2 separate regions of the Mus musculus genome follow, and region 2 is linked to region 1. A link is a loop called in an ENCODE intact Hi-C map of the cell type or tissue named here. Cell type or tissue: heart. All regions are shown on one strand. Links, peaks and the distances in the headings refer to the core of each region. The heading gives the core; the rest is flanking DNA. Region 1 holds the start of Gm32571 (a long non-coding RNA gene). Region 2 overlaps Inpp5a (inositol polyphosphate-5-phosphatase A).

Region 1 (16,450 bases), core at 2,985-10,984:
TAACTGATGTCCTCTTTGTTTGAAGCTATTCTTTTTATATCATATATCTTAGATTGTTTCTGGGCATTTTATGTGTTTTTCACTGACCCTGGGATTGTCTCCTACCATGTTCAAATTGGCTAAACTTTATAAGTAGAAGAATATTTAACATTTAAAAACTGTCACTTCTGGTTTTCCCTCCTTTATGATTTATTAGACATAATCCCAAATGTTTCAGGTAGGCCATTAGATCAGCAAGTTTGAAATGAAGACTATACTGCTATTTAAAGCTAAATTGTAATACACTTGAGAACAGAATATACATGACAGATTTTTTTCCAAACCACAAATAAATTTAATTAAAATTGTTTATTTTTGAAATATGAGTCAAGTAAAATATTTTCTTTGCAATTCATAGCATCATAATTTTTAAGATGAAGTGATTCTTTAAAAATACAAATCTTGCAGACATAGTGGCACATAACTTTAGTTAGTCCCAGCATTCCAGAGGCAGAGGCATAAGGCAGGCAGATCTCTGGGTTCAAGGCCAGCCTGGTTTACAGAGTGAGTTCTAGGACAGCCAGAGCTGCACAGAGAAACCCTGTCTCTGAAAACAAAACAACAACAAATAAAATAAGGAAATAAAATAAAATATAAATCTCACCTGGTTTGGGCAGTGGTACTGGTCTCACTGAAAAAAAAAAGGGGGGGGGGATTGGGAGGATACACACTTCTTGTTTCAATTCCTGGCTGTGCTGTGCCTCTGCCTTCTCTCCATCATCCCCTGTTTCTTTCTGCCCAAGAGCAGAACTACAGATGGCACAGATGCCCACAAGCAGCTGGTTCCTTCACCTTTCAACACTCAAATGAGAACAGAATCAAGTAGTGGAACTGGAGCGGTTGTGTTAATTGGAAGGGTCATGGGGAACTCAAGGCACCTTAGAAATCCAGAGACTCCTTTTCCAGACAAAGGCCGGAACACAAACTAGACCCAAGACCCTGAAATTCTAGGAATAAAAAAGGAGGCATTCTTCTGACTCCTTATGATAAGGGGCTTCTCTGAACTTTCCCTTCTCTGAGGTCTCCCTTCACAATAGAGGGCTTCTCTGAGGTCTTCCAGACCTTGAGATTCTCCATTTTCTTTCTCTGCCCCTGGCCTTATAAGCCCCAGGGAGCCTGGGCCCTTCATCATTCAAACACCTTAGGGTAGTATCGCGTTGGCAAGAAAAGCAGAAAGAAGCCACATGCAGCCAGTTCAGGACAAAGGTAGGCAGATCAGAAGAGGCGTCATTAGATGTAGGCAGCCGGGCTGGTGAGATGGCTCAGTGGGTAAGAGCACCCGACTGCTCTTCCGAAGGTCCAGAGTTCAAATCCCAGCAACCACATGGTGGCTCACAACCATCCGCAACAAGATCTGACTCCCTCTTCTGGAGTGTCTGAAGACAGCTACAGTGTACTTACATATATTAATAAAATAAATCTTTAAAAAAAAAAAAGATGTAGGCAGCCCAGAGCCTGATCAGAGCTCAGATCAGGAGCCTGCAGGATTACACAGTTTGCTCTGCTTCTAAACACACATGGGGTTTAGAGAACAATCCATGGTGCTATGCTAGGGTTCCATCAGCAAAGCTCCCCAGGGCCAGTTCTTTCTCTGAGCTATGGAGCACAAAGAATGGTTCAAATGCCCATTCCCAGGTCTCCAAAGCTTTGGGATCCTCCTTGGGAGGGATACTGGCTTCCTGGGGCATTGGAAATATCCACAGGGCTCAGGTCTGCTGATCTGGGGAGGACAGGGACATGGCTTCCCATCCCTTTTGTGTGGAAGGGAAGGAGGGGTAGACACTCCTTGCTCAGCCCACTCAAGCTTCTTAAACCCTTCCAGACTTGGGATGCTCGTCTGATAGTCTCTCTCTCTCCAGTATCTTCTCCTTCCTTTTGCTGGCTTCTCCCTTGCTCGCTCCAGGCTGTACATGACTATGTCCATGCTCCAGGGGGCTAATGGAGAAGATAGTTTTCCATGATGCGGCCCACTTCCCACAACCAGGAGGGCACTGTCTGAAAAGAAATAAAAAGACTGAGAGAGAGAGAGAGAGAGAGAGAGAGAGAGAGAGAGAGAAGATCTACAGCAACCCAAGAAAGAAAACACTCCTTAGAGAGAAGATGGGCAGGAATGTGATGGTTAAAGCTGATTCCAACTTGACAGGACACAGAATCACCAAGGAAACAAACCTCTGGGTGTGTCTGTGGAGAAGTTTCTCAATTAAGCTAATCAAGATGGGAAACCAGCCCTGAGCACAGGTGGCACAATTCTATGGTTGGGGATCATAGACTAAATACAAAGGAGAAGGCAACTGAAAGCTGGCATCATCTCTCTCTCTCTCTCTCTCTCTGCTTCCTGACTGCCTGTGCTATGTGCCTTAAGCTTCTGATGTCATGCCTTTCCCCTCATTGATGGACTGTGCCTTCAAACTGTGAGCCAGAACAAATCATCCTTTAAGTTTATTTTGGCAGGTATTTTGCTACTACAACAAGAAAAATAACTAATCCCAGCCCTTGGGAAGCAGAGGAAGGTGGATGTCTGAGTCTGAGGCCAGCCTGATCTACAGAGCAAGTCCCAGGACAGCCAGGACTACCCTGTCTTGAAAATTTTAAATATATAAATAAAATAAGAGAGAGATGGAGACCTGTGTGTCTCCTCTCCAAATCTGGGTTGCCCATTTGGTCACCGTTTCTTGGACTTGCCTGATTGGGCCCAGCTCACAAACTTCAGAGTGAATAACAGTACCTGAAAATCAGCACCCAGACGAAAATTTACAGCCAGGCCAGGTACTCGTAGTATGCCCAGCTTCTCCAATTCCTCAAAGAGCCAGCCCAAAGAGCAACATTCTCAGTGGAATGGGATTGCACATCAGCTCATGCAAGCTAGAGCCCAAGGACAGACTTTGACCATATATCAAAGTGGTGATATGGCTTTGTGAAGCTTTCTTTGCGAAAGACACCAGGACTAGGGTACAGTAGCTGTCAACTGAGGAGCAATGGAATTCTTTAAGGCCAGAAGCAAAGGCAGCTGCTGCGGCTGCTGCTGCTGCTGCTGCTGAACTCTGATGGGAAATATTCGTTAAACCGGGGGGGGGGGGGGGGGACCTTCATAAGCATAGAATTTGAGTCAGAGACAAGTCATGGGTAGAGCGAATACGCCAGCCAGTTGATAGATCAGGGTGTTTTGGTAAAAAGGACTGTCACCCAAGTGGGGGCAGCCGTTCAACCTGAGGGCAGGTGAAGACTCAGTGTATGAGCCAACATCTGCAAGGAGAGAGAAGAGGGCTACCCCACAAAAGCCCTCAGTAGCTACATATCTATGAGAGGGGTTGTGGTCAGGACAGCCAGGGAGAACAGGGAAGACATACACGACCCCTTTCTCCACAACCCCTTCTCTGCGTTAAATCCTTCTGGAAGTTAGTAGAAAAGTGAACCTGGGTTGACCCTCAAGGGGCCTCAATAGAGGATATAGGGCAAGACAGGTAGAACAGAGAGGAGAGGCCAGCATTGTGGAACAACTGGTCCCCTCCCCAACTTGAGGAATGGCCTGCCAAGGGAGAGCAGGGAGGGGACACCCTCCCACCTGTTGCTCACTGCCTCATATCTGTACAAGATAAACAATGAACCAGGCCTGAGTCACCTGGGCTCCACTATCTGTTCTGAAGTAGAATTGTGAAAGATAGCTCTGTGGCTGGAAGGGGCACCCTCTTCCCTCAGGTAAGTCACTCAGGTGCCACCTGAAGTGTGGGGTTCTTTTGTTAAGTGTGTCCCCAGCCTTGAAGGCCTTTCTCTCAAGGAAAAATCACATTAGCCCTTCATAAGACAGCTATTGGACAGCTCTGAGAACCGGCTTACATTCATTTCTCTACAGATCCTTCTACGTGGAAGCCACACAGTGCCAGGGGTGGCCAAAATGTTAGCATAGGAGTGAGAGGTTCAGGACTTGTGCTGAGAGCACTGGCTTGGTGGCATGGGCCACAGGATTTGTCCATTTGGGCTTACAACTAGCCCCTGCCTAACCCTGGTGGGGCTCAAGCTCATGCCCAAGCATCCCTCTCCAGCATCCTGGTCCTCATGTGATACAGATTTGCACTACTCTACCCCTCCCTGGAACTCACTGGCTGAACTCCTATCCTGATCCTCAGGGGTCTTTGGAAACAATCCTGATGGCTATGGAAACTGCAAGGTCCTACCACCAGGCGTTATATCCCTCCTCTATGTGGCCAGTAGCAAGCTCTACGTGCTGGGTTATGGGAAGTGGCTTCTAGGAATTCCTTAGGTGGACCATGCAACCTTCCTCTCCTATCTAGCAGATCCAGGCTCAGTGGGGCCCAGGCTGCCAAGCTGTTGCAGTCAGGTGGGCTAGTGAGGACAGTTACAGCCCCTGGGACAAAGGAGACAGAGGGGATGGAGAGATCACAGGGGTGGGGTTAGGGGGGACAGAGATATCCCAGATACAGCAAGCAAACACCTTGGGGTCCGTAGTACCTTATACAGCTGGCCATGCAGCTGAGCTCAGGAGACATGGCTCCGGGCGTGTGGTTAGTAGTATGACCTGGGAGCTTTAGGACAGGGGAAGAGAACTCAGATTCAGGCTCAACTTGGGGCATCTGTAAACCTGAGTAGTGGGCAGGGCAGGTACCATGTGTGGCTGTGTCCTGTAGATCCTCTCCTACTAGGTGAGCTTACAGCACAGTCCCCTCTCCCAGCCCTGGTGGCTAGAAGTCAGAGATCAGGCAGCCAGGCAACAACTCCACCCAGACATTGAATACAGCCAGTGCTTACTAGAAGGGGCAGGCTTTCTCTACGGCTCCTCAACCTAGAGCTTGTAGGGCAACCATCAGCAGAATAGCATCCTGATTCCTACCTGGCTATGCCAAGTTCCTCTACCCCCTGCCTCCAATGTGAAGCTTATGAGTTGCCTGCCTAGGCCTGATTCCTGTCATAAACTCTTCATCCCTAAGCAGTACTGTGCCAGGCTTCTTCCTCTCGGCTGTCAAAGCAAGTCTTAGATTAGATTTTAAGAGTAACCCCCCCACCCCCACCCCGTGAGCCTCTCGGACTACAGAAATTCCTCAAGGACCAGAGTGTAAGTCTTGTGAGCTCTGTATGGAGGGTAACTCTGCACAGATAGGGCCCTGCTGCTCTCATGGTCATGGAATTCTGGCCAAGGTGTGATCTGATTCAGGACCCGGATGTCAACTTCCCTCCGGATGCCTGCGGAAGCTCCTTAGTGCCCGCCAGTGAATTGTTATGGGCGAATGCTTAGTGATGGAAACCAGCCCATGCCTCCTCCAACCTTGCCAGGTCAGGGTGCAGCTTGGTGTGGGGCACCAGGGCACTCTTGAGCTCCTCCTACCCCTATGTTCTGTCTGGTCCACTGAATTCTCTGAACAGGAAGCCAGAGTTCTCAGAATGTGGCCAGGAAACAGTTTGGGAAACGGATCCCTTCCAGGCATGTGGGTCTATACTCTGATAGCCCTCTCATCCAGGGTGATCTGAAAGCTTAGCAGTAACCTCTGAGTCAGCAAGGGCTTCCACCATCTCCACAATGGACTGTTCTGGCCAGGCTGGCTTGGGCAGGGCCTTCAGGCATTGTTCCTTGATACTCTCCTTTGATAGTAGTAGCCTGACTTTGGATAGACCACTGAATCTCCCAGCCTCAGTTTCCCCATCTATAAGGTAATGTACCATAATCATGCCATCCCTTGAGATTAAAATAAGACAGAGGTTTGAGTGGAAGGCCTCCATCCAGTTTCTGGATCCAGCCCCTATGGCATTTTGTGGGTGCTGAGGAGATGTCAGGGTGTCTTTTTTTGCCACATTTAACTCATGGGTGACACTTCTGGTCTGCATAGAATAAAGTAAGTTTCAAGAACGAATACAGTATTTACTTCATTTTCAGAACATAAGCATCGCAGCCCAGAGTTATATAAAAAGAAGAAACACTTTCCGGCCAACCTTTCCTCCTCCCGCCTCTCCCTCAGGCTCCTGACAGTGCAGAGCCACAGAGCCGACTGCTTTTAACCTCAGGAAAGGTAAACCAGAGGCCCCACTCAGAGCTATTTTAAGCAGAGACTTATAAAGTAAAAGCAGCTGTAAAATGAAAAGCTGCAGGCACATTTCCATTTCCTGGAGTGATGGGACAAAGAGCTTTGCCAGCGGGCCCCGCAGCTGGATCAGCGCTTGGCCGGAGCTGGGTCTCCAGGCCTCAACCAGCTCCACCTGGCACCGGGCAAGGCCCAGCTTTGGAACAAGGATCCTGGCCAACATCAGTGCCAAGTTTCCGTAATTCATGTTGCAGGGAGGCAGCAAAGGCCATGGTGGGTGTGTCTGGCAGGGGCTCACCCTGGCCCTGCTGCATGCTGGGGCTCAGAGCCGGCCCAGCTGCTCCTGTGTGGCTCCTTCCTGCCGGTTCTCTATCTCTAGCCCAGGACAGAGTCTGGTTATCAGAATCCCAGGAGACTCGTGGGTGCCTTTCTTAGCATTTCTTTGCCTCCCATCTGGGGCCTACTTGGGAACCACTGACTAGATTGAAGAGGCAGAATTTAAGATTATGAAATAGCCCTCTTCGGGGCTGACTGTCTCCCACCCTGTAGCCCCCTGCTTAAGCCACCAGACCCCTTCCTCTCCCCCACACTGGATGCTACACTGGAGACTGGGCTGCAGAGTGCCATCCTGAGGATAGGGACTGTCATTAATTCCGAACCCTTGTTCAAGAGGTGGTGGAATACAAGCATGCTCCTTTCAGTTAACACTGGCTGAATCCCAGGCCTGGGTGGAGCTGTTGCCTGACTGCCTGTTCCCAGAGATCTAGGCACCAGAGCTGGGAGAGGGTGCTGCAAGCTTTCTTGGGCTCTGGCCGGGAAGAGTCTACAGGACCCAGCCATACATGGCACCTACCCAGCCTACTACTCAGGCCTGCAACTGCCCCAAGCTGTGCCTGTTCTTGAGCTTGCACCCCACCCCACCCCCAGGCTGAGAGGGTCGTTAGCCACCAAGGCATAGTGTCCACTTGAGTTGTCTCAGAAATGGTCTTCTCAGCCTGGGAATCAACCTCTATCATTCTCTGTGCCCCTACCTCTTTATCTGCATGGTTCGCACAATCTGGCCCCAAAGCCATTGGACACATAGGCTAGGCACAGATTAACAGTAGCCACAATAAAACTTGGTGGGGATCCTGTTCCATCATGTCATAGAACTAGCTTTGCTCATGGTCAGAGAGGTGGTTGCTTCTGAGGTGTCCCACTTCCTGGTTTCCAGGAACCCATGAGTCCACTAACTGTCTGATGGGACTTTCTGTAAGGCCTCCTTCTGGAGGTAGGGGTATAGGGGGTGGGGTGACAAACCCTGGGTTGGGGTCCACAGCAGTTCTATTTCCCCTATATGTATCCACTCACTTCAAAGATGGCGATATGCAATTTACACAAGGTGTTTCCCAGGCTCCTCAGCCCTACAGTGTTTCCGGTCTGTCCATTTTTGCTGACGTGCCTCTCCAAGGCTCTCTCGGCCAGCCAGAGTTCCCCTGGGGGCCTGAATGTGTCAGGTCTCCTTACAGGTGTCATCTGCCCCAGGAAAGCCCATCTTGTCCTGGTGAGAGATACTTAGCAGTCACTGCTCAACAGCATTGTGTCCCACAACTGCCTCAGTTTCCCAGTCAGTCTTTCAGTGATAACTCCATGGTGGCAGCTGGGTGACTGAAGGGACGGATGGACTTGTTCTCAGGGTTGAAGGGTTTCCAGGCAGCTCAGATTCTGGCAAAAGGTGAGCTTCCAAGCTCACCCTGCCATCAGGTCCACAGATGTTCCCCCCTAGGCTACCACCTGGCAGGTGCTCCTTTCTTCCAGGTGACTCCACTTAACGGGAAAGCTCCACAGTCAGTCCCCTTCTCTACAACTGCATGATGTGAATATTGAGTTTACAGATGACATGAAGACACTGGGCACCCCAGCATCCCAAAGGCAGATAGATAGCTTTTGTCCACAGTGACTGTTCATAAATAAGTTGACAAGTGTAGATCTGGTTGTTTTTGTTTTTTTGTTTTTTTCTTTTCTTTTCTTTTCTTCAGAGGTGGCAGAGTTCAGCGGCATCTAGAATGTTCTAATGGGTACCAGCAAAGAAACCATGTGATCTTATGTCTGGCTCAGGTGGAGGACAGGACCATGCTGTGGGCATTTGGGGGCGGGGGTGTATGCAGAAGAGATGTTCCCTTACACACAGAGATACCCGGAGACTCCCAACCTTAGCTACCAGATTCCCAGTATTGTCTTAGTGGCCATGGGTATAGGACTGTGCTTCCCAGGGGTGCTCACCCCTTGAGCAGGAGTTGCTCTGGATAGTGTTTATCGTTGGCAGAGTTCCTGGCAATCCTTCTCAGGAGATGTCCCTGTTAGCATTTTCTATGGCCCTGTCATCCCTCAGCTTGCCTACCCACCCAGTGGAATTCTGGGGACATATCTCCGTCTGGGAGGAGTTCCTGTTTCCCTTGGGGCTTCCTGAGGAACCAGAGTGCTGAGGCCAAGCGGGGGCAGTGTTTGATACAAACTACAGCACTTGTGCCAAAAAGAATAAGAGTTTGAGTGACTATGGCCCAGGAAGGAACACGAATTCAGGTAGCCTGAATATATATTCTACCATGGAAGTTATCACATGAAGATTTCATGGTCATGGAGTTCTTCAATCTGCAGCCATCTCTATCCAGAATGTCCTCATGGTCCAAGTTCTGTGCTTCAGCGTTTCTTTACACTGTCTTGTGACAACAGATTTTTAGCAGCAGAGAAGATCTGAAACTAGCCCCCAGGGAAGGACTACTTCCCAGATCCTGGAGAGTATTTGAAGACTGCAGAAGCAGAGGAGGGCCAGACACCCTGCCTGACCTCTGCCCTAAATGGAGGGAAGATACTCCATGATAATGCCCTTCATCAAGATTGCCTCCAGTGAATAGGTCTGGAGGCTATGTATGTCTGAACCACAGGAGTGCACAGGCCAGAGGGGAGATGGTTATCCAAAGTGAGAAAGACCTACCCTCCCGGCAGCACAGCGGCCACTTGTCCTGTGTCAATGGGATGCACTTATCTCCAGGTGCATCCCACTACCTGGGGGGAAAAAAAGCAAAACAAAAACAAAACTCCTGGGCAGTTTTACAGGAGAGGCTTGAATGAGTGGAAGGGGTAGGAGGCAGGCACCAGAGTCAGTAGTTCCCCTGCCCGTCACTGTCTTCTACCAGGAAGAAGCTGGAAAAGGACCCCAGGAGTTTCAAAGTCTTAACAAGATGCTGATCTACAGAGTAAGTTCCAGGACAGCCAGGACAGCATAGAGAAACCCTGTCTCAGAAACAAACAAGCAAACAAGCGAAAGTCTTAACACACCCTTATCTTCCTGGGAGGGTTATCTGAGACTACTTAGGAAGTGAGCAGAGATGGAGCCAGCCTGTGGATGGTGTTCAGTGGAAACTGTTTGTGTACCATGGGCAAGGACCTGGGTTGAAGTCCCAACCATGAGAAAAAGAAAACAGAGACAAAAAATCCAGACCCATGTCTCCTGACATAGCATGTCTCCCGACAGCTATGAGTCAAGGCCAACTATCAGATATGGCCACTAACCCTGGCAGAGTACATTCAAACAGAGCGCACAAAGTGTTCCTGACGGCTTGGTGACACAGACCATCCCTGCCATACTCCTGCATACATGCAGACAGGGCTTCCCCATGGGTTTTTTTTGGGGGGCAGGGGGGCGGGACTCTGGTAGAGGACATTTCCTACTTTTTTTTTAATGTATTGTTTACAGAGAAAAGTATCTTTTTATAGCCAGAAAGCTGTTTCCAGCTGAACTGCTCACCCTTACCCTGTGCTTGTGTTGGGGGCCAGGCTTGCCTGCAGGAGTCTGTCTCATAGGATCCTAGTCCCTGCTGGAGCTGGGGGCTGTGAAGGCTCAGCAGAGCCTGGGCTTGTTTGGTTCTCTAGCCTCTGGCTACAAAAGTGCCACTGTTTTAGGATAGGCAATTGGTCTGGGGTAGGTCAGTCTGAGGACAGCACAGTGCCCACGACCTCAGAAACTGACGGAAGGATTGGCTGAGGGTTCAAGCCCTGTCCAGTGTGGCTTCCGGGGCTGAGTCTGGGGTGGAGGTCGGGGTGTCCTTTGTCTGAAGTTGATGTGTGTGATGACGGGGTTGGGTGGGACGAGGGGCTGCTGTCCGTGGCTGCTTTCCCTGTGGAAACGGGTTATAGATTCAGGTGTTCCCCGACTGTACCAGATGCCCTGCATTCCCCTGCGGGCCAGATGCTGTCAGGAGAAGGATGTAGGCTGGCTTCCTGGCACTGCCCTCAGGTTCCAGGCTTGCCTTCAAATTCTTAAGTCACTTTTGAACAAGGATACCGTATTCTGTTTTGCCTTGCTTCCTCCTGCCCAACACAAGAATTGTAGAAGCAAGAGGTTCCTTGTGTCCAGAAAAAGACCCCACAGATGTTGGTGAATTGCTGGGGTCAGAGTCAAAGGCCTGAAGAGTCTCCTTGACCAAAGAGCAGTCAGAGTCAACAGGAACAGCCCCACCACAGTTACCAGGATGCATCAGGATAGAGGTCAGGCTGAGGAACCCCCAACCTGAGCAACAAGGTGGTATACTGGAGCCCCACAGCCCCTCAATGAACCCCCTCCCACCCCCCACCCCCCATTCTCCAGCAGCTCTGAACAGTGAGACCAGCCCAGGAGGATGGCTCTATCCACTCCTAATTATAACTTCCAGTGCTGGCCCAGCTAGCCGCTAGCTATTTTTAGCGTTCTCTAACCCAGCCCCCTTGTGACTCAGCAAGGTCCGGCTGGGATGAGAAAGTTGCTGTTGCCAAGGATGCTCCAGGGAAGAGAGCCGGGCAGCGCGGACCCTGGAGGTGGTGGGCAGGCCATAGAGCCTTCCCTTCCTTGGACCTTGGGCCTACAGAGCTCCGAGACAGCCTCAGCTGCTCTGCCCCTCCCCCACCCACCACTCCTGCACTTCTGGCTCAAAGCCGGCTCCTCCCCCACAGGCGAGCATGGAAAATCTGATGTCAGAATTCCAGCTTCTGCAAGGAATGTGGCCTGACCTTCACCTCCCAGGGAGCCATCTTGCCTGAGGCTCAAGGGGGTGGGCATATCCCCACCAGGCTTCTCTGGGCACTCTAAGACCCTCTCCACTTGAACAGGAGTACCCATCCTCCCCACCACAGCCTGCCCACCCTGGCCTACTACTGGTTTCGGCGTCTAGCCCTATTGCTGAGCACCCAAAGGTGCCAGGCAGCCTGTCACTGAGCTGGCCTCACCCCAAAAGCTCAGTTAATTACAGCTGCCCAGAAAAACAGCTTCTGAAGTGGGTCACAGGGTGAATGGGTAGCAGCGCGCGGGTTCCTACCCCAGCCAGGATCCCTGAACCTGAGCAGTATAGAAATCCCATCTGTGCAGTCCTGCAAGGGGTCTCCAGGATGGGGGAGGGTAGGTAGCAAAATAAAAGAAAGCTGGGGGCAGGATGAGTGCTGTGTACATGTGTAGACGTTTGTGCGTGTGGTATATACTACAGGTGTATGCTTGTGTGTACACAAAAACAGTGTTTGTATTTACACTCATTCCCTCAGGGCCAGACTCAGCATTGAGTAGGAACACCAGCCCAACAGGGGTGGGCACTGACCACCCTCCTACAGAATGGGAAGGCTTTGCCATGGGCAAAGGTGGAACTGTCCAGGAGCTGGAGTGGAGACCGGCAGGCCTGCTGAAGCCTTCCAAGTCCCAGTCCTTACAAGTTCTTAGAAGCCCTGGCTCTGCGCCTCCCTGGCAGCCCCAAGTAGCCTTTGAGTGCGGGAGACTGACCTAGGCTAAAGCGGAGACTGGTTGGCCTCTCCAGCTCTGCAGGAGGACGGGCATCCGTTGCTGTTTTCTGCCTTTCTGCCTTTCCTATGAAATGTCTGGGACTAAGTCTTCATGGAGCTTATGCCCTTGGAAGAGGAGGTTACCAAAACCCAGCTTGCTAATGTCCACAGTGGCGTCCGTCATTCAGTATTGGCCCTTTGTTCCTGTGCTTCAGCGTTAGAGTGCTTTCATACTGAGGGGAGAAAATTCATTCGTCAAGTCAGTTCCACCCTGTTAATCCTGCACTTGTTCGATATCTTCTAAGCCTGGCTTTAATAAAGCAGGGAAAATAGGAAGATTTATAAAAAGCCATTTTAGAGACTGGAGGCGGTATGCTTTTTTTTTTTTTTTTTCCATTAATCTCATTGTCACTTAGCAAATGATTTCCATTTGAAACACCTGGCTAGCTATCCCTGCTGCTGGCTTTCCCTTGAAACTTCCCACTCAGATGCCCCCAAGACAGAATAGTATATGGCTCTGACTACACCTGTTAAAATTGGGGTTTGCCATCTTTTGTTAAAAATCTAGCAGAAATTTGGACCAACAAGGAGATTGACAGACATTTGTGGCATATGTGACTAGAGGTCCCCCTGCTCCTGGCAGGCTGGTGGCTGGCAGCTGCTTTGGGGGCAGCTGCGATGAACCCTCCAACATCCATATTTCATCAGATGTAGCAGGTGGGAAGCAACTCCTTGTGCCACTGGGCCTAGAGGCTTCCAGGAGGCCACTGCAGTCCAGAAGAGTGCAACTACCAGAAGACGTACACACAGACCGACATGGTCTCACATGGATGGGGGCTACAACAAAGACACTCACAGAACAGAGGAGCTGTGCTGGATATAGCCGGGTGCCCAGGCATGGGTGGGGCTTCCCCAAGGCAGCCATACAGCCCTGGTTCCAAATGGACCCCAGAGGAGGAAGCCATCTGACATGTCCTACTTGAACCTGCACAATTGGGGCTAGGAGTAATTCTCCACTCTTCACAGATATACAAACACATACACATGCCACGTATATGCACACTACACATAGGTATGCACATGTACACATAGCACACACGTGTATACACGCAGGTCCATACACATATATACTATGTAGAGGTATATATACAGGCACACACCATACAAGGTCACGTGTCCCATAGCCCTCACCATCACAGAGCACATAAATCACCCTTCTTGAGAGAACAATTCTTCACAGGCAGGTGTCCCTGAAGATGATCTAAAAACCTGCATTGAATTCTGTGCAGAGGACACGGAAAGGGAAGCAGGCAAGGTGAGATGGGGAGAAACATGAGGAATAAACCATGAGAGATAAGCTTAGCAATACCACATATCGAGACAGAAATCAGCAACTCACTGCGGGAGATAGATAAATCAGCTCTGCCAGCTTTTGATAGACGAAGGAAATAACATTTTCCTTTTTTTTTTTAAGATTTATTTATTTATTATATGTAAGTACACTGTAGCTGTCTTTAGACACTCCAGAAAAGGAAGTCAGCACCATGTGGTTGCTGGGATTTGAACTCAGGACCTTTGGAAGAGCAGTTGGTGATCCTAACCACTGAGCCATCTCACCGGCCCTGAGATAACATTTTCAAGTAAGAAGGTGAGCCAAGTTGTTTTACAAAATGCTACATGCCATAAAGAAAATAAATAAAATGTATTTTCTAAATATATAGTATAATTTTATTTTAAAATGTCCAGATTCTAGGCCTCCTGGGACCACTGTAATATCCCCCAAGGAACTATGGTTTTGCTGAGACCCTTTTTTCCTGCAATGAAATATGCTAGAAGTGACTAGCACTATACCAGCCAGCCTTAAGTATTTGACTGGTACCAGGGCTATAGACACATGCAACCCCCTTCCTCCTGGTGACAGCCTGGGACAGTGTGCTCACATCAGGAACAGTGAGGCCAGCAGCAGCTGAACTCTCTTCTCAGGGCTGTTCCCATGACTCACACAGATATCTCCAACTACCAGGAACTGAAAAGAAACTCTCAAAAGCAGCAGTTGGGGGCTAGAGAGATGGCTCAGTAGTTAAGAGCACTTTCTGCTCTTCCAGAGAACCAGAGTTTGGGTTTTACACACACACTTAATTAAAAGAGAAAAGGTTTCAAGAATCATAAGGAAAGCTAAGCGATCAATCATAGAAGTTTGGTGATTTCTTCTGAATCGGGGCCTTCAGGGTAAACCTTTCAAAGAGTTACAGAAGTTATTGAGACGCATAAACTTTTCTGATAAGGAGAAGATTAGATATTGCCCAATGCATTTTATGAGTAAAATAGCCTTGGCCAGGAGATCAAAACTGATTCAGAAAAGGAAATTGCAGTGTATTTGCATGCAAAGATAGACTATTAGTCAATTGAATTCAAAAGGGGAAAGCCTGGGCCCAGGGTGTTAGAAGCTCAGGGTGCAGAGATAGTTGAATTCCAAGCAGTTTACAAGCTGAACATCAGCGAGGAAAATGCTCAGCCCAGTAAATACTAAGGATGGATTTGATGAAATTCTCATTTACACACAGTATTCTTTTTAAAGAATTTCAGTAGGGTAGCTATGGTGGGGCACAGTTTTAATCCCAGTATTGAGAGGCAGAAGTAGGCGGTTCTCTGTGACTTCAAGGCCAACCTGATCTACACGGTGAGTTCCTTCTTAGCAAAGGCTATAGTGAGACCTTCTCTTGGAAAGAAAAGTTTTATTTCATGGTGTGTGTGCGCGCGCATATATGTGTGTGTGTGTGTGTGTGTGTGTGCGCACGAGCGTGTGTAAGAGCCGGCATGTATACTACAGCATGTGTGTAGAGGCCAGGAGAGTCAGTTCTCTCCGTCTACTGTGAGTTCCAGGGGTGAAACTCAGGGCATCAGGCTTACACAGCCAGTACTTTCATTCCCTGAGGCGTTTCAGCAGTCCTGTGTGTAATACTTATTATAAAGTCTGTACATGTTTAATACAGAGACAGATTTTAAACCATATTCTATCTGCAAATGGATGACTCTACTGATGCAAAACTTGAAGACAGGGAGGGATGAGTGCACAGAGATGTGACTGGCTTTCATGTATCTTGAGGCCTTATAAATACACTGGGTTTTTTTCTTGTTTGTTACTGATAACCCCAGTCCAGTTAGTGCTGCCCGTATGTTCATGGGTGTGGGGCTATCCACTGACGTATCAGAGACTTATTAGCAGTCTCATCTTCCAAGTAGAGTGACTCACCCTTCCTCAGCAACCTCCCTCTGTCCACAGTTCTTATGGCAGGGGTGGGACCTCGGACAGGGGAACCCTCCCCTATTCCTTTTAGATTTTGACTGGGACATGAAGTTGGGACAGAAGCAGGATGGGAGGTACTAGGGGAAGTTGGAGGGACATAATGATGGATGAATAGGATACGCTGTACAAATGCTTGAAGTTTTTGAATAATCATCAGTTTGATCCTTGGGATTTGCAATGCTAAGACAGTAACTACTCCCTTGAGCACACTAGGTATGCACTATCACTGAGCCTCTCCCCAGCCCACCTTGGAGTTTTCTGCAGACTGGTTTTCCAGATGACTGTGTCCTTCACAAGTAAGTCTGTTTGGTCCTCTCTTATCTCAGAGTCATTAGGACTCCTGTACTGTAGCTAAGCTGGAGTGTGACGAGTGAGTGGCTTTTCCTGTCTTGTCCTCAAAGTGACAGGAAGCATTCAAACTGGATGTGACTGAGAAGGATGTGAGCTCTGCAGCTATGCCCAGGCCCTCTATCCCATGAAAGAGGTTTCTTTTTTTTTTTTTTTTTTTAAAGATTTATTTTATTATTATATGTAAGTACACTGTAGCTGTCTTCAGACACACCAGAAGAGGGAGTCAGATCTTGTTACAGATGGTTGTGAGCCACCATGTGGTTGCTGGGATTTGAACTCTGGACCTTCAGAAGAGCAGTCAGGTGCTCTTACCCACTGAGCCATCTCACCAGCCCCCAAGAGGTTTCTTTTATTGAAGTTTCATGCATGAATGTTGCATTTTATCAAGATGACCACAGGTACCTCTATTCTGTTGATATGGTAGATCATATTGGGGTGTGTGTGTGTATATGTGTGTGTGCACATGCATATGAGAGCCAAACCTTAAGTGCCATCCATCTTATGTTTTAATCTTTTTTAAAGATTTATTTATGTATTTTATGTATATGAGTGCACTGTAGCTGTCTTCAGACACACCAGAAGAGGGCATTAGATCCCATTGCAGATGATTGTAAGCCACCATGTGGTTGTGGGAATTGAACTCAGGACCTCTAGAAGAGCAGTCAGTGCTTTTAACCACTGAGCCATTTCTCCAGCCCCATCTGATTTTTTTAAAAGGTAGAGTCTCTCGTTGGTCTGGGGATCACTGGTTTGGCTACTCTGGCTGGCTAGAAATCCCCAGGGATCGCCCCCCCCCTCCCTGCCCGATCAACACTCCTGCACTACAAGGGCTACAAGTGGATGTCACCACACACATCTTTTCTACAAGGATTCTAGGAAATTAAACTTAGTCGCATCCTTGCACTGCAAGCTCTTTACTGAATAAACCATTTCTCCAGCCCCG
Region 2 (16,450 bases), core at 4,097-12,096, 100 kb before region 1:
CATCCCATCCAAAGACCTACCCCACGGTCCACAGGCTCCAGCTGAGACTTACTTGACAAATTTGTCCACATGGGACATGGAGGCCTCGTAGTTTTTCCCTCCAAATTCTTGGCAGTGCAAGGCCATGAAGTGAGGCTTGTGTGTGTGCAGGACCTGGGAAGAAAGCACAGAGTTAGAGCACAAACCACAGCAGGGCAATGAATCATGTGCCTCACCTCAGCAGCCAGGCATCCCACAGACAGCAGGCCAAAGGCCACACCCTGTGTCCACAAGTTCTTTACAGATTCTATGAGTTGCCACCTTTGTGCTGCCAACTGTTTATTTCTAGCCTCTTCCATATTTCCTTTGCAAAGATTCAGAATTTCTAAGAAGCCTTTTCAATAACCTAGAGGCACTCGTCTCTAATTATAAAAAAGCAGTACTATGCTATGGACAAGAAAACATCAGGAAAGTTCTCAACCCATGTCACAACCTCAGCACATCATTAACATTGCTGTGCATACCTGTTGAGAGATTGAGTCCAGGTAACCACGTATGTGGTAGCATGTGCTCCTGTGTATGTCAGAGTGTGACGGCATGTTCTTATGTGCGTGCATCATGCATGCATGCAGAATTGGGTGTCAGCTTAAGTTAGTGTGAGAGCACTGCCTGTGTGCTGTCATGTGTGCATGCATGTATGTGCTCACTATGCACAGGCTCATTCTTAATTCAGGATCACCAAGGCTGGCTTCTAAGCAGACTCCAGTACCCATGCTGTCCATCTTGTGTTTCCCCATAGCCCTAGAAGCTGTAGCCCTATTGTCTAATTTATAGCAGCAGGAGTCTGGCATATGACAGAAACATACCCATGGTCTCATGGGCATTGAGTGAGTGGCACAGCGTGAGCTTGTCTACAGCTCACAACCCTAGTTCTGTCCAACCATTAAGGTTCCTACTTTTCCAAAGCATTGCTGAAGTTACCAGCAAACTTTGCTTGGCATAGGCAGTACAGTGCAGGAAAACCAACCATCTCCTGGGCAGTAAGGTGGTAAGGCACTTGGTTCTGCCCTCTTGGAGCATGGGGAGAGCAGCAGCACCCTAGAGGGCAGATCACTGATGGGAGGCTGAGCCCCAGCAGACATTGAAGAGCTAGTACAAGGGAGGGGGTAAAGGGGGGGGGGGAGAGGAAGGACTTCTAGGAAGGGCTAGAAGGCAGGATCAGAGAAGAAAACACGAAGTTGAGGTTACTATGACCACAGGGCCAAGGTGGTAGCAGGGAAACCCACAGGCAAGGCTGGAAGCCAGTGTATCTAGAGCCAGTCCAGGGTTAGGGGAAAGTCCCCAGGAGTCACAGTTTTCATTTTAGGAACCGAGTTACATAATCATTCTTCAAATCTGGTCTTCAAATCTGGTAGTCTTCATCTAAATTCCAAGTAGCACTTTCCCTTTCTAAGTGAGTTTTTATTGTTTAAGCAAATAGCCTTTCATAGCACAAAGGTCATATTTGAATGACTAGAACTCAAGGGTCAATTACGATCCTACATATCTTCAAAAGAAAAGAATCTAAGATCAACAGCTATGGGCAGTGGAGGAAGAAGCTCCAGGATAGCAAGAAAACACTAGCATAACTGTCAGGCAGGGCATGGTACCAGGCATACTGACCCCTCTCTAGACACTATAGGCACTTCTCAGAAGTCAGACTTGGCCAGAAACTCCAGAAGGAGATATGACCTCACCAGGGCAGAGAACAAGGTAGATCGGACCATGCTGTGGTCATAAGATAACTGTTTAACGTAGACATCATCTGGAAGAGACCTAGGCTCAGGGGGAAAGGCCCAGGAGAAGGAACAAAATGAGTGGCTGGTACTCTGAAGGGCCACATCTACCCAGCAGGCCAGTCTGCTCTGTTGAAGGTCCCTGGTTGAAAAGAGTGGCATCTGACAGACAGCTATGCATTGAAAGCCAGCAAACAGGATGAAAACCATCCACAGCAGGTGTCAGCACAGCCTCAGGACCATAGCAGGAAAAAGCCTGGCTGAGACTCAACCAAAGTTATAGCCAGCACCGGCACCAGAGGGAGCACTGATCATATCCATCCCACAGGCACGCAGGCAGGAGCACACTGTGTGTATCTAAAAGTGGAGGCAGAGCAGAGAGCTCATCAGATGCACCCAGAGAGGGACTTAGCCCTGCCCTGACTGCCTCAGAAAAGCAAAACCCAAACACCCTCGCAAGTCGCAGGGTCCTGAACCTGAACAGAGAATCTGAAGCCTCACAAGGGTGACAAGGACAACTCTAGAAGGGTAGCTGGCCAGCTGGCAGGGGTCAAAGGGTGCTTCACGTTGTCAGTTACATTAAATTTTTTAAAAGTAAAGTATGTTTGTGTGTATCTCATACAGTAGTAGTGAAGACTTTAAAGGAACAGAGCAGTGCTGAGAAGGTGGGCTGGGACTGTCAGACGAGTCCTGACCTGACCAGGCTGTCCAGGACATACCTCACCTCCTAACCTCACTGGACCTTCACGAGCCTCCCATCTGCCAGCTGTGGGCTGTGTGGCACAGGCTTGGGACTGATTTGCCTCTTTAGGAACATGAACCCAATGAGTGGCACACTGTACCCAACAACATCACCAAGAGCTTTGCCTAAGTCCCTGCACATCAGTGACTCCATCTTGCCCTGGATTTTACTCCTCACCACTGACGTCGGTGCCCACACTGGGCTAGTGGTTTGGGGATCACCTCATGATATGATCACACCACTGTGTGTCTTGGGGCCAGTTTTTGTCCTGCCTAAGCTACTTCTATACATTAAAGATGAGGCTTCCCCAACAGGTGGTAGGAAGTAGCCATGAGCTGATGTGAGGAAGGGCTGTGGGTCACTGCCACTTGGCAGGACTCCTTTGCTTCATTCATACCTGGGCACATTTGACCTGGGCCTCAATCTGTGTTGGACTTGGGGATATGGAATTCACAATGATGATCACAACACATCTGCCATAGTCAAGGAAGCAATGGGCACTGTTGTCTCCTGAGATCCCAACAGTCTGTGTGACTGGGATACGAGGAGTGGTCACCTCAGAGGACAAGGCTGGGATCCCACTGGGCCACAGCAGCAGCACCAGGAGCATGCTCTGGGTAGCCATTCCTTGTGGGTTCCACACACTGGTGCCAGCTAAGCCACTCTAGTAACAGGGCACGCTTCTCTCATGGGAACACACACCTAGGACCTGTCTAACTAGCACTCAAACAGGAATCTCATTCAGAACTATATCCTGGCGCTCTTCCATTGACCCATTCTCGCCATGGACTGATATCTGGAGTGTTTTGTAGGTGTGCCTGTTCTCCTCACAGACTGATATCTGGAGTGTTTTGTGTGCCTGTTCTCCTCACAGACTGATATCTGGGTGCTTTGCTGCTAGCATGCTCTTTCTCTTTATGGAGCATGTTTGTTTTAAGAACAAGCAGCATGCTTACCTTCATAACAGATTCTTCTGCAGGCCAACACCACACATCCATTGTTAAGAAAGCCCTTCTAGGGGCTCTGGTATTTTCAAGCTCTATGTAAGCTGAAATCTACTTTTGCTCAGCCTTCATGATGCATGTCCCCGGCCCCCTCCCTCGTCTATAGGACCTCTTCTCTTGCTTCTTTGGCTACAGCTTTCTTAGGTTGGAGGAATTTTTTAGTTGTATGACACCTACCCACCATGTGATGCGTGAGTTCCCCTTGGGTGGAAGCATAGATGATTAATGAACATATCACATGACATAGGGTTGTAACTGGAATATGAAGGAGGAGGGGAAGAGCAGAGCAGAAAAAGTAATTTTAAACAACAACAACAACTAAATGCTGTCTTAGTTTGCTGAGATGTACAGTCTCTAGAAAGTCAATGGATTCCTGGCAAGCTAAGCCAGAGAAAACCAAATATCACCAGACCTATGAGACCCAAAGACTGGAAAAGTTCACGAGAGCAAAGTAACGGAACACAGACCCAGCGAAGATGCTCCAGTTCCTCTGATGTCATTCAGGGAACAGATTCTCATGTGACAAGAATACAGGCCACATCCATCAGGAAAGAAGGCAAAATAAGTACATTTTCAAAGAAGAAGAAAATTCAGGAAAATCCCTTCCACAGACCTGCTCTGCCCCAAGCAGCACCAGGGACGGTTGTGTGCAGGGGCCACTAGGATTCGTGGAATGGAGGAAAGGTCTAGGTAAGCAGAAAGATAGCTTCTTGCTGTTTTAGATACATAGCTTCTAAGGTAACTAAATCCACACATTTTCCCAAATTTCATATATACATATATTATATATATTAAACACACACACACACACACACACAAAACACAGAAACCGTGATATGTGTGTTTATACATAAGCAAAACAACCCACATCTCAGCCTCAGTGTGACTGAAGATGATATAGCGGCACTGCTAACACACCCTGGATCAGGGCTTCTGGAGAGACAAAAAGTTAGGTCAGGAAATGGAGTCCCCAAGATTCTGGGGCAGATTCCAGGCCATCCGTGCATGGGCTCTAGGGAGATCTCGGGGGTCTACAAGTTAGAGCAGGTCGGCACACAAGAGAATCATCTGTGGCAGGCTTCCTGAGAAGAAAATAAAACATAGAGAAGCCACCTGGGTCGGAGGGGAGTAAAGCACAAGGGAGGAGATGTCCACAAAGGAGTTTGAGAAGTCAAGAACCATGATGCTCAAGAAGAAGCCATCAGGAAATAAGCCACAACCAGCCAGGGTACCTGACTCAGCAACTGACAGGAGAGGGCGCCAGCACACCAGGAATCTCGCAAGCTACCACCACAGCTGGGAACAGCAAGTTCCAGGAGTCCCTGGCATGCTGCTGAGGGTTAAAAGTCCTGCATACAGAGAAGCCTCTACAGGATAACCATGCAGCAGAGTAAGCTAAGCTCACTGTGACCACAGAGCCAGAACCACCACAAGAAGAAATGAAGAGCCAAACAGGAGACGAGGACCACAGTGCTCACGGAATAGAGTGATGGCAGGAAGAACAAATCACAATGGGCACCAGGAAAGAGCAAGCAAGGAACCTCAGCACTGTGTAAGTGAGAAGTCCTGTTAGGCAGGAAGGAAGCAGGAGGAGGGAGTGACAGCCAACCGGCTGGGAGGAGGATACAGAGCTGAAGCAGGACAGAGCAGAGCAGCACTGGCCACCATCACAGGAAACAAGATTGAATTTGCCCAGAAACAGGCCCCTAGAGCACCCGAAACAAACTTGAAAACATCTCCAAGGCCTCTGGAGCAAAAGCCCTACAAACAGTAACAGCAAAAGCCCAGCCTGGGACTGGACTCTGCAAAAGCAACGTCAAAGGAAGGAAACCATAGAAACACCTTCAGAAACATTTCAAGGGGACAAAGTACTATATCCACTGAGGGTACTGCCAAGCCAGCTTCTCATAAGGAAATGGAGCATGTCTGTCCCAACAGTGCTCTAAGACATCTAGGTGATCCAGGTAGGGACTATCTGTTTAGGCCTTGCTAGCCACTTGTGTGTGTGTAAGAGCTGAGCTTTCAGGGAGAACATAAAACCAGCTACAGGCTATGCCCCACTTCCTAAAACAAATTTGGCTAACAAGGTGCAGATCCCAGGTTCAGTCACTGATAGTGCCTGTTAGGTTCTTCAGCACCCACAGGTACAACTATACACTACATATAACTCTTTACAACCTCAAGGTTTCCACACAGATAGGGGAGCATTTTTACCTCTTCCATCATGTACCCAATCTGATGTTGTCACCAATGACAAGCCATATATGGAACAGTGGTCTCCAGTAATGGAACTGGAAACCCTACCACCTCATGATGGCATGGTGTTGGTGTCTGTGGTAATGCCAGCACACAGCCACTATTGCACAGATGACTGTTCCTGGTTTACATATTCAGTGTGCTGTATCTTCAGAGATAGAGTGTTCTACTCCTCCTTCCTAAAAAAAGACTTCTCTAAAATGGTCTGCCTACAGTGCAGCAGCAGCAGCCTCCTCCATCTCTAATCATCACACCCCCTTACTACATCCAAGGGCTACCCTGAATGCCTGCCCTGGCCACCAAAGTATATGAGTATACTCTGGATGCGTGCCTAGCAAAAGTATCTCATGACATGCTTCTCAGAATGAGTCCCTGCTGTTAATTGACACATGACTGTGTATCACAAAACTAGGGCAACCACTCAAAATGCCAGTAAAAAGGCAAACATCTAAAACATAAGTCAGAACAGAACACAAAACACAAAACAAAGTAGGAATGAGAAACAAAGAACAAAAAGCAGAGTATGCACGCAGCAAGCAAGCATGAAGGGCAGACCCAACCCAGCCCACTGATGCTCACAATAGCAAGTCTGGACCTGCTCTGAATGATGTGGCTGTGTAAAAGGAAACAGTTCTTTGAGATTGTCCCCAGAACCAAACCCACTAAGACAGCTCACCAGCTGGCCCTGGAGTCAGTCTGGACAGCCGGTGGAAGGTGGTAAGTTGTAGAGAGGCCTCAGGTGTGCTGCCAACCAAGACCCCACATTAGGAAGGCACAGGTTTGAAGCACTTATTCAAAGAAAGAGCCACTTCATGGGGACAGAGTCAGTACTGATGCCAGAAAAGGCCTCAGAAGATGAAACTCAAAACCATCAGAGAGGAAGACAGAAAAATGACCTAAGGGAAGGGGCGACAACACAAAGCACTCTGGGCAAAAATAACAGAAAAAGAAACAGAGCCACAGTCACTGAAGAAGCAACATATACACTCATGTGCAGACTCACAGTCATGGCACACACGTGTACACACACTCATGTGCAGACTCACAGTCATGGCACACATGTGTACACACACTCATGTGCAGACTCACAGTCATGGCACACACGTGTACACACACTCATGTGCAGACTCACGGTCATGGCACACACGTGTACACACACTCACACAAGCACACACTCTCATGAATACAAACACAACCAAGACACGGGATAGCATAACTGGAAGCCAAAACCTATGACGTCACAAATTCTATGACACGCTCACTGTCTATAGGATGTGAGCTCTTGTTAGATGCGTTCTCCAGCAGAAGCCTTCTTCTGGCCATAAACCAAATCTCCATAAATCTTAAAATATGGAAGTCACAGAAGCTGTCCTCTGAACACAGAACAAGAGTCATAAGAAAAGAACACACATTACTAGAGTCTGTTTATACAAACAAACAAACACCACAAATACTGGTTTATCATAAAGCAAGCCAGCTAGCTGCATGGTGGCAGCAGAGGACAGAAGGGATGACAGGCCCCAAAGCTTTTATTTGCAATGCCCAGTCACATCTTGGTCATGTTGAGGGACTCATGGTGTAGACCTAAATATTCCAACTAGATGGATGAACCATTTGTCAAGAATGTCCCAACAAACTCACAAAAATTTGAATTTCTACTACCAGAGCAATCAGTTCTGACCATGACCTGTAGGGAACCATGAGGCCCTGAGTCATGGCTGCTGTTCACTAGGACTCAGTGCTGTCCTTCGAGTGCAATGACAAAGGGGCTTCCTTCTTGTTCCTTTGCAGATAACCATAATAACATCTGTGGATAACTCACCCCATAGTCCAGTTCTGCTTAAAGACAATGGAAGCGGAGGAGCTGGGGAGAACATTACAAGTCTGCCAGCTGCTGAGAGGCCTTGTACTTGAGAGCACTGGCTGCTCTTCCAGAAGACCTGATTTTGGTTTCCAGCTCATAACCACCCATAGCTCTAGTTCTATGGGATCTGGCACATTCTTATGGCCTCTGAGGGTATCATGCATGCATGAGGCACACACTCATGAATGTACGCAAAACCACTCCTGCACATAAAATAGAATAAATCTAAAAAGAAAATCTGCCAAGCTTAGCTGGGGTGGGGGGCTGGCCTGGAGTTCATGTCTCTGTCCTCTACTTCCACAGGCTTGTAGCTGATCAGGCAAATGTATTGAAAGGCAGAGACCCAAAGCTTACATCCCCTTCAGCCAGTGACCATAGTCCAGCGTTTCTCAAACTATGGGTCTCAACCCCTTTGGGTATCAAAAGTGATACCCACAAGGCAACCTCTCACAAGAGCTGCCTAACACTATCAGAAAAAGCAGTTGTTTACTATTCATAACCATAGCAACATTACAGTTACAAAGTAACAACAAAAACAATTTTATGGTTGGGGGGGTCACCATAACATGAGGAACTGTATTAGGGTCGCAGCATTAAAAAAGTTGAGAATCACCAAGATAGTCCCTTCTGGAATTACTGGAATGGTCTTTAGAAACCCACCTTGAAGCATCACAGTGAGCAAGCCTGGATTGTGGGAAATTCTGATTTCCCTTGGAATCTCCGTTCTTCCCTCCTTTGCTGATGAGAAGGCAGGTTCCTTACAGCTGTCCTGTTGTGGAGCTCAGCCTGTGTCAGCGCCCATGGCAGTGAGGAGCTATGCTCAGACCACGTGACTCCCCCTGTCTGAAGGCTGGCACAAGGACCAGATCGCATGCCCCAGTTGAGATCACATGCAGGGCTGCCCCAGCCACTGTGTATGGTGACAATGCAGGCTCATAGTATACTGCTGGTTTCTAAAGTGTGCCAGGAATCACTGGCTAAGGAACAGAAGGCTCCTCAGTGTCAAATGAGAGTGCTTGCTCAACTCACTATACAAGCAATACCAGCCTGGGGAAGGGTGGTATTCAGCACCTACCTATTTCCCTGGGGCCAGTGCCTCGAGCACACCCTGTGGGTGGAGATACCAGTAACTCATGCCATGTAGCAGCAATTGCAGACTCACAGCACAGGCAGGTCAACCAGGGCCACAGGCAGAGACAGCGCCACACAGTCATTAAGGAGAGATGAGCCCAGGGCTATCACGATCTTCAGTCTCACTGTCACTTACTTCATTATGTCACTTACTTCATATAATTTGATTCTTAATAATAGCAGCATCGAATGTCTGACCCACAGCTCCTGAGCACTCCGTAGGCTCCAGAGAGCTTGCCAGCCAGTTGTAGCTGCCCACTTAGCAAAGGGTGGAGTCAGCAGAGGAAAAGCAAGGGCTATCCAGGAACCACACAGGACTATGATTCTTGCTTTGCCACTGGCTTCAGAGGTCTCGAGCCACAGCTGAGAGTCTGTAGTGTGACTCCTCCCCTTAGATAAATGTTGTAAGGTATTAATGAGAATGTAGGAACCAAGTCCCCAGCACAGGAGGACAAGTGACACTTGTTTGGAATCAGCATTTGTGCCAAAGGCTACATCAAGGGCAAGCAAGATATCGTCATGATGGGCACAGGCTGTCCCACTCAAAACCAGAGAAGTTGGAGATCTCATGTAATATCCTCATAGCAGCTACAAGACAACCAGCTGGCCCCTGTGCTGGTCTGAACTGGCTGCCTGAAGGAGCTTTGTGCCCTTGAAGAGCCTGGGCAGGCAACATAGCTGGCTTGAGAGCAACACAGTCAGTTTTCTTGGTGAAGCCAGTGGACCTCACAGGTTGCCTGGCAGCAGGATGTCTGGAGGATAGAGCGTAAAGTCAGCTGCTATCAGATGTCACATCATGGCACCGCTGGTGGGAAATACCCTGGAAAATAAACTCCAGCCCTCCACAGGAAGTAGCTGTGGACTGCATGGAATTCCATTCAGTGCTGCCCTTGCTTGACAATGGGACTGACAGGTCTTCTCCAGGACACAAGGAGCCACTTCTGACTTAAAGATGACGCAGCTGCTGCAGAGAGGTTCTAGTGCCATTTCTGTGAATGTAGTCTTCAAGGAAAGCTCAAAAATACATTAACTAACATTTAATATAGTAAAATATTTGGAAAAGCGTGAACTAGACATTTTGGCCAGAAAGAGCACAGGGGTTTACATACACCATGCAGGCTGGAACACAGCCTTCCAACAATAAGTCCTTCTCTGTTTGGGACACAGTGCAGATGCCTGAGTACAGGGCCAGCTCAGCTCCCAGGAAGCCTACACTGTGAGCCTGTGGTCATCGACCCTGTACACTGCCAAGAGCAGAGCTAAAAATAGCAACAACCAGGCCTTGTTAGGTAGGTTTCCTCCAAAGAGGAGTACTGGTGACCTAAAAAGGAATTCCATCCTGCAGGCTGTACTACAGGAGCCCGGCCACCAGGATAAGCACTAGGGACAAAAGAGCTCTCTGGGCTGCGACCAATGCCAGGTTCTAAGCACCCACTGCCCGGGGCTCAGCTGGGGGCTCTACCACATCATATGGGCTGGGCAACAGGCACCCCATACCTGGGTCTGTGGTTCTCTAGTCTGGGATTCACTAGCTACAGCTCGTGGCTACAGCTCGTGGCAGGCCTCATCCAACGACCTCTCTCAAGTCCATGCCTAGCACAGAGGGCCAGCTTGGGGGCGGGGGGTCAGGGCGCACTGCTCTGCACAGGACACTGTAAATTTCACTGACCCTGTGAGCAGGCAATGTAGCTGGCCTAAAAGCACAGCCCAAGGTTTTTTGGTGAGGCCAGTGGCTCTTGCTGTGTTCTTCCCTTGTGGGCAAAAGTCCTAGCAGTTCCTATGGGGACTTAGGAGAAGCCTGCAGCCCGTGAAGAGTGACAGACAGAAGCTGTGGGACGAGGTCCTGTCTTTGGACCCTATGCTTAAGGAATTCTAAACTATACAGACTGATTCATTTTCATTTAAGAAGCCTGTGCCTCTAACTAAGATCAGAGCAAATTCAAACTGAAGACCGCATGCACAGAGCTGCAAGGCCTCCGCTAGTTTCCCTGGCTTTCCGGCAGGGCCATGGCCTTGTGAGCACAGCCAGAAAAGCTGTGGTGCCATTGGACAGCTCTCTCAGGAAGCTGCTTGCCACACAGAGTCTTGTAAAGTCCTTCTTCACTCTGGCCACCTCTAGCTCACTGGTGTTTACTGTGAGGCACACAGTAGAAAGGGGAGCCCCATCTGTGCAGTCCAGAGCCTCCAAGGTTCCCAGAGCCCCTGTCAGCTCCATGAGCTGTAACAAATGGAGGCAGTTTCTCAGTTGAGGTTCCCTTCTTTCAGATAACTCCAGCGTGTGACAAGTTGACACAAAACCACCGAGCACAGTCCTCATGGCCCAACCAACTTTCTTTTTTAAGTGTCTTGCTCCACCCATTTTCCTCTGGCATGACAAATGACACACAGCCTGTGCTGGAGAGGAAGGCCTGCAGCATTACTGAGTCTCCTGCCACTGTCCTCTGTTCCACCCTGACAGGAGAGGGTGTCACTCCTCTTCAGGGCCTGCTTCTCACACTCTGGCCTGACTCTGAGTGCGCAGCAGTCCTTCCCCCCCCCCCCCCCGACCCCACCACACACACCACAGATCCTCAGTCCTGCAGCTCCTCTCTCCACAAGGGCCTGCTCACCTCTTCCCCCAGTTCTTGTTTGTCACTGGCAAGCATGGCTTTGGGACGGCAGTGACAGGGCTCGGATCCTGACAATACTGAGCCATGTGGCTGCGAGCATATCTCACTGCCTCTTTAAGCCTCAACTTCCTTATCTTTAAACCTGGGTATCAACCTCCAAACTTCTGAGGAAGTTGGAGGAAAGGCTGAGGACAACCTTGACCCCAGGGGTGCCCACAATGATGTGGCATGCCCCTCAGCATTATGGCCCAGGGGGACCTAGCACATTGCAATCCAAGCACACTAGAGCACTGCAGCCCAGTGTGCCACAGACTGGGGATGCCATTACTGACTTAGGAAATGAGAGACATAAGGAAGGACGAAGACATAAGAGAAATGAGACCTGTCATATGAAGGTGACAGCACTAGCACCCAGTATTTTTTTTAAGAACACTTCATCTAAGGCTCTTCTCACAAGTATCTTTACAGATTAATAATTATATAAGTAAGCAGCAGTCCAGCCCTGGAAAGCCCAATAGGCTAACCTGTGTTAGCCTGGAGCTAAGCTGCTGGACCACTGATACAGCTCAGTGAGATGTCTCTAAACATCTGAAGACGAGATCTGCTGAAGCTGTGCCCTAGGAGAAGACTCTACTGTAAACTGACCACACTCCTTCCCAAAGAGACCCTGCTGGATGGCTTTATGTCAACTTGACACAAGCTGAAGTCATCTGAGAGGAGGAAACCTCAACTAAGGGAAAAAAAGCAACTCAATAAGATCAGGCTGTAGGCAAGCTTATAGCACAATTTCTTAACTCATGATATTTGAGGAGCCCAGACCATTATTGGTGGTGCTGCTCCTGGGCTAGTGGTCCTCGGTTTTACAAGAAAGCAGGCTGAGCAGACCAGAGGAGCAAGCCTATGTAAGCAGCAGCACCTGTCCATGGCCTCTGCATCAGCTCCTGCCTTCCAGTTCTCTGGCCTGTTGGAGCTCCTGTCCTGACTTCCTTCAGTGATGGGCCACGATGTGCAAGTGTAAGCTGAGTAACCCCTCTACTCCACAACTTGCTCTTGCCATGTGTTTCATCATAGCAACAGAAACCCAAACCAAGACATACTGACCACACCAATCCCTGGTGTGTCTCATGCTGCTGTGGCAGCAGCTTCATCAATACAACTCTCAGGTAAAAAGCAGAAAAGGCAAGCTCCAAGGACTCCAAGGAGAGGGGCAACTGAGACACTCAGCAGCCAGCCACCTTCCCTCGTGTCGGGCTGTTCTGAACAGATAACATAAAACACACTTGATTCCCAAGACAGCACAAAACACATAAAATATTTAATTACCAACTATACTGATCACCATAATAACAGCTTAGAATCACAGGGTTAATTCAAAATATTATTAAAATAAATTTCACACATTCATAGGGCACAGTCAGGTAGATCTCTGTGAGTTCAAGCCAGCCTGGTCTACAAAGCCAGTTTCAGGCCAGCTACATAGTAAGATCCTGCCTCAAAAACCAACAACAAAAACAATACACTCCATTTGTTTCCTTCCACTTGGTAAACTGTGGTCCTGGAAAACTTGAAAGCATATTGCATTCCTACCTGATATTTCTAGTCTGTCCTTCAGTAGTAACACTGAGTCTTCAGAGGCCACAGGACTCACCAGCTCAGCCAGACCCAGACCCTTTTCTCTGTGAGCCCTTCAACTGCCAAGAGCTCAGGACAGCCTGCTCCATGCAGAGCACCAAGCCACAGTTCACTCCACAGCCTTCAGCATCCCCAGAGCAAATGTGTAGCTGAGAAGGACAGGCCAGGGCTGCCCCGCCCTGTGGTACAGGAAGTCCCTTAACTGTGTCCTAGCGGTACTGAGCCAGGAGGACTCACAGGTAGTTCCCTTCTTTTTGACAACTCCTTTAATCCTCACTCTAATGGGGTGGGTGCCATCACCCCAGGACAGGAGGTAGAGATGGATGAAAAAGCTTGCTTGAAGTCACAAAGCAAGGACGGGCTGCGACGAGAATGGAACACACAGTTCTGAAGACAGAAGCACAAGATGCTAGTACATTTGGGGTTGGTGCAGACCATCCCTGTTTACATCTCTTGTTTACATGGGCACTTATCCCAAGACCTCATCTAAGCCTCACCACCCCATAGGTCCCACCACTGGCACCACCACAAAGGAGAGTTGGACTTCAAGGAGGCAGAAGCACAGTGAAGACTATAAATGTCTGAGTCCCACGGCAAATATGACCACGTAAAGGATCTAAAACACAGACCAACAAAACAGGAGCAGCTCTTGGGTCTGGCAGACTCAGATGCTTCTCTTCACATGTGCCTGTCTGTCCGCAGCTTTCTCCTGTAGGTGCTGCCACAATGCCCTTCCACACCTGGCCATTCTCCTACTGATAGGTCATGGTGCCCTCACCTGGATACATTCTGAACATCCTTTGGCACACATTCCTGGAGTAAACTGAGAAGAACTGGTGTCCATAGAGAATGACACACAAATGCCCAGATAGCTCTGGTCAGAGGGAACCCTGATGCCACCAACAGGCAAATCATATGTCACATATACAGTGACAGAAGAAGGAAGCAGTACCTATAAAGCAGTTACGTGTGATGCCTCCAATCTTGAGAGATAAAAGAAGGAAGACAGATTCCAGCAACGGGCATTCTGGAATAGGCAACTCTGACTGGCAGAACCTCAGGCTACCCCTGGGAAGCAGGCAGGACGACCACACCCTGGATCTAGACACACGAGGTGTCGATGTGCAAAACCCTACCAACAAGCACTTCAAGTTAAAACACTTGGGCCCAACAAGATCTAATATACAGCAGCCTCCTCGCTCCTCAGCCAGTCACCCTGGTAGCGAGAAGACCCAAGGGGCTCCTGGACTACCCTCAAGACTGGTATCACCAACTCCAGGACCCCTGCTCCAAGCCAGGGACAAAATTTGCCTCATGCCTGTATGGATCTTGTCAAGGCACTTCTGTAACTTCAACCAAAGAGAATCTGAGAGCAAAGGAGCCTAACTTCATCAGAAGCTTTATCATATTCTTAGACTCATGCTACTCCATGGCCTGCACATGGGACCCTGATCCAGCTGCACCCCATCAGACCCCAGTGACAAGACTGTTCCCAGGGCCTTCCTTCTCTACCCCTCCCACTGCCCCTGACCAAAAGGCTCCTCTTGTACTCCACAGAAAACCACAGCACTGGCTTCCTCACCTCTGGCTGTGGTACACTGTGAAAATGTATTGCTTCCCATTCTAGGCCAGGCTCTGACTCAGAAGTTGAGGGTGATTCCTGCCTCTATGGAATGACACTACGTTATAGTGTGTGTTTATAAGACTGGTGAAGCTGTGCCTGGTGGTACAGGCATATAATCCCAGATACTGGGGAACCTAAAGTCTGCCTAGCTACTCCAAGCCTGCCTGGGTAACTTAGTAGGACACATCTCAAACTCTGATGATGATGATGATGATGATGATGATGATGATGATGGTGATGATGGTGGGGGGAGGAAGAGGAGGAAGAGAAGGAAGAAGAGGAGTTGGAAGAGGAGGACTTTTAAAGAGAAAAGGAAGATAGGAATGGGCTCTAGCTCAGTGATATTGTGCATACCTTACATATGTGAAACTTGAGATTTAATCCCCATATACACAATGAAGGGAGGAACAAAGAGGGCACAGGGAGCTGGGCACAAGGAAGGGAGCTCCTATAGGACCTCAAAGATGCGCTGAGGCCCCAGCTTCTGCCCAGGCTGCTCTGTGAAGACCATAATGAAAGGGAGGCAGAGAAAGAAGCAGAAGGCCACTGCCTCTAACCAGGACAGGGGGCGATAACATGAATGGAGTGGTGAGGCTATGGTACTAGAACTCAGATGACAGAAGTACCCTGAGGGTGACAAAGGATGGGAGGGACACGGACTCTACAGCTGAAAACTAAAAGTGAGGATGAAGGGCTGCATCAGGCACAGGCAAAACTGCAGAGGCAACACCTTGCAGAGCAAGGGTGTGTGAGACATGACACACATGAGACCCAAGGGGCACCAGGACACTCCAGAAGCTGGAAATGGGGTTGGGAAGAAAAGTAAAGATGCAAACAGTGTAGCAACCCAGGGGACCCCAAGCATCCGCAGAGAATTTCAAAAGGAGTGCCTCAAAATATAAAAAGGCGGCCTGCATCCTGGGCACTGTGGCATGCTAGGCACTGTGGCATCTTGGCAATAGAAGGACAGCTGAGGGACAGAAGAGCTGCCACAGGAGTACAGAGTACACAAGTATGCAGCTGACATCAGTCTATCTATTTGGAATTCGCCGCTGCTCCCCCACTGCCCATCCCCATTCCCCCACCCCCACCCCACCCCCCGCTTCATTGACTCCTCAAAGAACCCACGCAGCCCAGCAAGGTGGCATTTCTGCTCCGCAGTCCTGTCACTTGTCTGTAGCGCATGACAGTCATGTGGCATGTTCTGAGCTTGGCTTCTCTCAAAGGCATGGATTAGAAATAAAGCAGCTGAACATACTTGCATCAGGCCTCAGCACAGACACGCTCTGTGTCAGCTAGGTACACAGCGCAGGCCCCGCTTCTTAAAAACAGCATAGTACTGTGAATCAAAGAATTAAACCCAATAGATCCATATATTAGCCCTCGGGTTCAATAGCTTCCCATCGCTGACAAGCACACCAAAACACACGAGCTTTTGAGAATAATCCATCCCTAAGCCATCCCTCCCCACCTGTGATTTCTTTTCATTCCTTAACACTGTTTTCATAAGAACTGTTCCTAATTATGATGAAGTCTAACTTTGGGGGTTTTCTTTCTTGAATATACTTTTAGTGTTGTATGTAAGAAATCTTCACCTGCCAGGCATGGTGGTGCACAAATTTAATCCCAGCACTCAGGAGGCCAGGCTAGCCTTGTCTACAGAGAGTTCCAGGGCAGCTAAGACTCTACAGAGAAACCCTGTCTCAAAAAAAACAAAAAGAAAAAAAAAATAAAGAAAAGAAAAAGAAATCTTTTATCTAACCTAGGATGACATCTTTATTGACCAATCAGGGATAACTTGGGAGGCAAGGTTGCAAAGCAACCTTCTTTAAAA

What was found. Peaks named below come from ENCODE experiments on the same cell type or tissue, not always from the same donor. Only the 100,000 strongest peaks of a DNase experiment are listed, where the experiment ranks them.
Region 2: it touches region 1 in a loop (7-fold over the local background); 2 of 42 quality-filtered maps call a loop at or near these places.

Annotation. Positions count from the first base shown.
Region 1 is chr7:139,358,770-139,375,219 of GRCm38, reverse strand. Gm32571 (a long non-coding RNA gene) reads left to right here and starts at 14,320. Exons shown (of 3, transcript XR_389966.2): 1 at 14,320-14,529; 2 at 15,370-15,452. In heart, for the core only: a CTCF peak has its summit at 8,518; DNase peaks (open chromatin) are centred at 6,309, 6,779, 8,469, 10,919 and 4 weaker places; H3K4me3 peaks cover 1,420 bases; H3K27ac peaks cover 6,767 bases.
Region 2 is chr7:139,461,698-139,478,147 of GRCm38, reverse strand. Inpp5a (inositol polyphosphate-5-phosphatase A) reads right to left here. Exons shown (of 16, transcript NM_001127363.1): 3 at 53-153. Among named protein-coding and RNA genes, the nearest start is that of Gm46004, 81 kb to the right of the region's middle. RefSeq lists an enhancer at 8,538-11,772. In heart, for the core only: CTCF peaks have their summits at 4,749 (motif pointing right), 7,430 and 10,123; DNase peaks (open chromatin) are centred at 4,787, 8,487, 9,488, 10,047 and 2 weaker places; H3K4me3 peaks cover 678 bases; H3K27ac peaks cover 6,345 bases.